Regions from separate parts of the Homo sapiens genome. Here region 2 is linked to region 1. Evidence: read pairs that join two places in POLR2A ChIA-PET (ENCODE). Cell type or tissue: A673. All regions are shown on one strand. Each heading gives the region's core, and the rest is flanking DNA. Links, peaks and the distances in the headings are about the cores only.

Region 1 (2,920 bases), core at 304-2,803:
GTTCCTTTGCTCCTGTGATATCAATCTCATATCAATCCTCTTTCACAATATTCTTAACCGTGGCCTAGACATCAAGATTTTTAAAGCTCTCACATAATTGTAATGTACACCCCAAAACTGAGAATCAATGGACAGGGGACTCAGAAACTCACAGAGAAGCTCTTTAGGGAGCTTGCAATGTGATTCAGAGCAGAGTGGCTACCTGCTCTTAGAATCCCTCACTCCCCTGGATCTCCTGGAATGCCCCTACCTCCCGCTAGGTGAAGACACCTCAGTTAGTGTCAAGAAACACTCCAACCTGTATGAAAGTAATTGCGTCATTTTTTAGCAACAGTACGGTATTTTAAGGGAAAATTCTGAAGTTGGGCTCTCTGGGGGAAAATAATTATTTTAAACTCCTTCCCATATTATCAGGTTATGGCCCTAGACACCAGGGTCTACTAGAGGGGGAAAGGTAAGAGGAGGGTGAGGGTGAGGGTCAAAAACTATGCTCACTACCTGGGTGACGAGACCATTTGTACACCAAACCTCAGTGACATGCAATTTACCCATATAACAAACCTGCACGTGTATCCCCTAAACAAAAACAAAAGTTGAAAAGAAAAAAAAATACAAAACATAAATTTGATAAAACACTAATAAGACTGATTAGAAAAAAGAACAGAAGAAAAAAATTAAAAATTTGAGGAATGACTACAGATAGAGTAGATATTTATAAAAATATTTGAGAATACTATGAAGCAAATTATGCCAACATATATTAAGATATAAAAATGGACAATATTTTAGAAAAATATAACATCAAAAATTGAACTGAGAAAGCCTGGAAAACTGTTTTTCAATGACCAATGACCATTAAAAAGTTGAACAAACAAGACTTAGAAAAATGTTTTAGTCATGTTTTACCAAATCTTAGAGGAATAGATAAGCTTTCTCTTATATACATTATTTCAGAGGATACCCAAATAGCTATACAAATTATATTTAAAAATACATTATATTTTATATTATATATAAATCAGTAGCATGATGACATCAGGAAGTGAAATTATTTATTTTTTTCCTGTTCAGCATTTATAGCAATTCATTTTGTCTGGATGTTTGCTGGGCCATGTGCTCCAGTCAAAGATTAACCTTTGCAGGAAAAATTTAAAAAATTAAAAATGTACATTTAATTCTAATGTTTTAAATTTTCTCTACTCAGAAGAGGTTAAAAGGAAGATAAAAAATAGTTTATATCAATCTGATATATTATTTAGATAGTCTGGCTTTGAGTCAAAGAGACCAGGAAGAAAAGAAGAAGAGCAAGGAGGAGAGGAAGAGAAGAGGAGGAGGAAGAAGAGAAGGTGGAAGAAGAGAAGGAGGAAGTGAAAAAGGAGGAGGAGAAAACATTAATTTAGAAGAAGGAATCAAACAAAGAAAGATTTGGAGGCCACTTCTTCACAGCCATATGGGATAAATGACAAAGAACAGGCCTTGCTATTTAATGAAAATAAGCTGCCAAAGTACAGGACCATGCAGAAAATAACAAAGCATTTAATTATACAGTGACAGTTGCAGCACTGGGGATTTCCCAGAGATTAATGGAGCAGCTGGGAAGAGTCGATGGCCCTGGGGACAGCCAATATGATCCCAGTCAATGAATAATACTCAGGAAAAGCTTCTTGTTAACTTCACTATTAAGCAGAAAATGGAGGAGAACTTGGGTGCTTGGCTTGTTTTCCTCTTTTTCTTCTTATTAGAAAAAAATTAACATGGGGATAATTTGATTTCAATTAAGATTCCTACAGAGATAATTAGACTATCTAGTTCATCACACTCACTATTCAACTATCTTAACGATGGATAAAACTTTTCCACTATTTCAGGCTAAACTGGAAGTTACGACCAAGATAATCTTTGAGGAGATGGTGGGAGGAAATAGACTCTGAAAATTGACCTTTCAAGAGCAGAGGGGTAGAACCAGCTCTCAAGGCAACAAGTAGGAGTAAGGCACAATGCTGAATACTAGTAAAACACACTACTCTTGTTGGAAAGCAAAGCTTAAAATGTGCCCAAGAGTAAATGCAGTACTTAGCACATCCAAAGTCTAACTATATTAATACAAACTAAATGTGATTTGACTAGAAGCCAGCAAACTCCTTAAGTCTGGGGTCTTAGCACAATTGCTTACTTGTTCACACTTTATTTGGTGACCAGCCATAACACTGATGGGTCTTAAGTTTGACAATGTCAGCTACAAACATGAATTAAGGCCAAACATATTTACTACATTTTCTTAGTCATTTAGCTATTCTTAATAGCAAAAATAAATGCTCTGAGAACCTTTTTTTTTTTTGAGATGGAGTTTTGCTGTTGTCACCCAGGCTGTAGGGCAACGGCGCAATCTTGGCTCACTGCAACATTTTCCTGCCTTATTCAAGCAATTCTCCTGCCTCGGCCTCCCGAGTAGCTGGAATTACAGGCACCCGCCACCACACCCAGCTATTTTTTGTACTTTAAGTAGAGACAGGGTTTTGCCATGTTGGCCAGGCTGGTCTTGAACTCCTGACCTCAAGTGATCCACCCGCCTCGGCCTCCCAAAGTGCTGGGATTACAGGTGTGAACCACCGTGCCTGGCTGAGAACTTTTTCTTGAGTTATACTAGATGAATTACAGACTTTATTATAATTTTATGAGACTACATATTGTTCTCCCTTTTATTATCAGGAAATAAATACTGAACATAGGAGGACATGGAGAATTTTTTCCCAGTGGAGTAAATTATAGAGAACACCAAACTGGGTTATAGAGTTCCAGAGCTAGAATGGGTCCTTCAACAGGAAATACTTGTATCTTAAGGATGAGAAATAGATATCCAGAGAGATGAATTACTAGGTTTGCAAGGCCACGTGGCTAATTAGTGAGAAAGCCAAGGCCT
Region 2 (2,920 bases), core at 286-2,785, 990 kb before region 1:
AGTAGAGATGGGGTTTCACCATGTTGGCCTAGCTAGTCTGGAACCCCTGACCTCAGGTTATCCACCCACCTCAGCCTCCCAACGTGCTGGGATTACAGATGCGAGCCACCGTGCCCAGCCTCTAGAAACATTTTTAAGAAGGAGGGAATCCCTCTTCATCTCATTTTTTTTAAGTGTGAATGCTTTTATTTCAGAGATGAAATTATTTGCTAGTTATTTATTTTTGGTACAACCAGCAAATAATGTGGAATACTGGATTACAGGAGACTTTGACTGTCTTGGGTGTCGGCTTCATATTCCACAAATGGGGGATAGTTTTTATATCCTATAATAGAAAGCATACTACATGGCAATATGGAGTCACAGTCCCGCACTTAATGTCTTGAACATTTTTAATCCTATTCCCGTGTTGTTTTTTAGTAGAATTGTTTCCTAAGAAAACCACTCCTTGGGCCAGGTGCAGTGGTTCACACCTGTAACCCCAGCATTTTGGGAGGCTGAGGCGGGTGGATCATCTGAAGTCAGGAGTTCGAGACCAGCCTGGCCAACATGGCAAAACCCCATCTCTACTAAAAATACAAAAAATTAGCCAGGTGTGGTGGCACCCACCTGTAATCCCAGCTACTTGGGAGGCTGAGGCGGGAAAATTGCTTGAACCTGGGATGTGGAGATAGTAGTGAGCTGAGATTGCACCACTGCACTCCAGCCTGGGTGACAGGGCAAGACTCTGTCTCAATAAAAAAAGACAACTACTCCTTGATGGTGGCTCTCCCTGTCAAAACCACGTGTGCTCTGTAGCATCTTTGGTTGTGGTGGTCCTGTTTTCCTAGGAACTTTGTTAATGTGCTGTGAAAGATTGAAAATTTCAGTACGTAGTGTCTATGATATAAAATTGTTCATTGATGGTACTTACGTAACAGGTTATCCACATTTGAAGACACTGGCATTTGATATCTTAAGGAAATTTGGCCTTCAAATTTCAAGCGGCAAAGTCATGAGAATATCTGTTTTTAACGCTTACAATACATGGCTTTTTAGATTTTTGGTACAAAATTGTGTACAAATTGTGTGCAAAATTGTGAAATGTCTGTGTACGTACTGATCCCCAACACAACCAATAAAATCTCAATTAGAGAAAAAGAATTGCTTGATCCAACCTGCCCTGGCCTCTTGGCAGCTTGCCAAAGTGACAGCCCCCTGCCACTGCAGTTGCTTCCTCTCCTCATGCCACTCGCTGAGCTTCCACACAGCTGCGTTGTTTCTGCCCCAGCAGGAGCCTTGGCTGCTTAGGCGCCCAAGTTCTACCCGACCGGACCCAGCTGTTGGCTTCCCCAGCAGCTGCCGGGGAAAAGTGGGCGACGGGGGCGGGTGGGGAGGCAAATAACACCCTGGAGGTCTGGGAAATTTAAAAATAATTAGATGGTCAAGTTCTTCTGCTCTGAAAATTTTTAAAAAGCAAGAAATAAAGAAAGAGAAAAAAAAATCGTTAAATTTTGTCCAATGAAAAGCACAAAATAAGAAGCCACTGACGAATAAATCACTTACTTTTCCACCTTTCCAAACCTAATGGTCTGTTCTGGGTCTCAATGGATCTATGCAGCCTCTCAGGAGATGCCTTGTATGATGGGCTTGGCTGTGTCTTTGTGAAATAGTGATCTGCAGGATAAGAAAGATGCCACCTTATGTTTGCCTACCCTCCCTCCCTGCTTGAATTCCCTCCTTCCTTCTTCCTTCACTCTTGCTGCCCTGGAATTCCACTCCAAATAAAGTGTTAACGTATAAACTTTGTTTCAGACTCGTTGTTGTTGTTGTTGTTGTTGTTGTTAGTTTTTAGGGTTTTATACACAATTCAAGGACAAAAGGAGTACCATGAAGATCAAAGGAAATAGCGTTGGGAAAGCCATTTGTAAGTGTTAAAGTAAAACTTATGCGCATAAAAAGTCCACATGATCTTGAACAAGAAAATAGAGCGGTATAAAATGGCGTGACTGGCAGTGCTGCTGAGATGTCAAGCGATTATGGTACAGAAAGAAAGAAGCACTTAACTCAGCTGGGGGGTGAAGATGGGAGTAGAAGAGGGAGAAGCTCCAAATAAAAGAGGGCCTTTAGAATAGAGACAGCGCCTAGGCAGACGAGAGAAGGGTATTTCAGGCACAGGCAGAGATGTGACATTCCAGGTGCCTAAGAAAGCCTGCCCCAGGAAATTCAGGAAGGAACAGAGTCCGAAGAACAGGTAGAGTCAGACCATGAAGTACGCTGCCCACCACACTTGAGAGCTCGGACTTTTTTTCCTCGAGGCCATGAGTATTGCAGAGGAATGACGCTGTCGAGGGTTACTTTATAAATAGATCGCCCAGACACTGGTGTGGAGGGCGAAGAGCAGAGAGTGAGCCCAGAAGTAGGAGAACAATCAGGAGGCCATTGCATCAGTACCGGAAATGAAGGTGGAGGGCTGATCCAAGGCAGTGGCTGTGGCAATGTAAAGGAGAGGCAGACTGAAGGCGTGTCTAGGAAGTAAAATCAATTTTCCTGAATGCGGAGGGCCAAGCAAGGAAAAGTCATCTAAGAAGGCTTCAGATTTCAGGTGTGAGCAGTTTAAGATGGACAGTAGTGCCACCCATCTGGATCAAAAATAAAGGAAGAGGAGCAGAGATTTGCTTACTTTTGGTGCCCAGGAATGGAGTAGTGTGCTGAATTTTAGCAGTCTAATAGACAATAAGCCAACGAAAATGTATATCTCCAATTCAGTTAAGAATTTCTGCTGTAATCCCAGAACTGTGAGAGGTCAAGGCAGGAGGATTACTTGAGCTCAGGAGTTCGAGACCAGCCTGGACAACAGAGGGAGACCCCTGTCTCTTCTAAAAATTTTAAAAGTGCCAAGCGTGGTGACACATGCCTGTAGTTCCAGCTACTCAGAAAG

Evidence for each region. ChIA-PET counts read pairs that join two places held together with the same protein. Peaks named below come from ENCODE experiments on the same cell type or tissue, not always from the same donor. Only the 100,000 strongest peaks of a DNase experiment are listed, where the experiment ranks them.
Region 2: POLR2A ChIA-PET joins it to region 1 with 9 read pairs; 1 of 35 experiments calls an interaction of 5 or more read pairs at or near these places.

What each region holds. Positions count from the first base shown.
Region 1 is chr12:15,185,238-15,188,157 of GRCh38, forward strand. The region is part of intron 2 of RERG (RAS like estrogen regulated growth inhibitor); the gene reads right to left. Among named protein-coding and RNA genes, the nearest start is that of RERG, 35 kb to the right of the region's middle. In A673, for the core only: no CTCF peak of the experiment used is centred there; a DNase peak (open chromatin) is centred at 1,574.
Region 2 is chr12:14,192,601-14,195,520 of GRCh38, forward strand. No RefSeq gene overlaps it. Among named protein-coding and RNA genes, the nearest start is that of ATF7IP, 170 kb to the right of the region's middle. In A673, for the core only: no CTCF peak of the experiment used is centred there; a DNase peak (open chromatin) is centred at 1,241.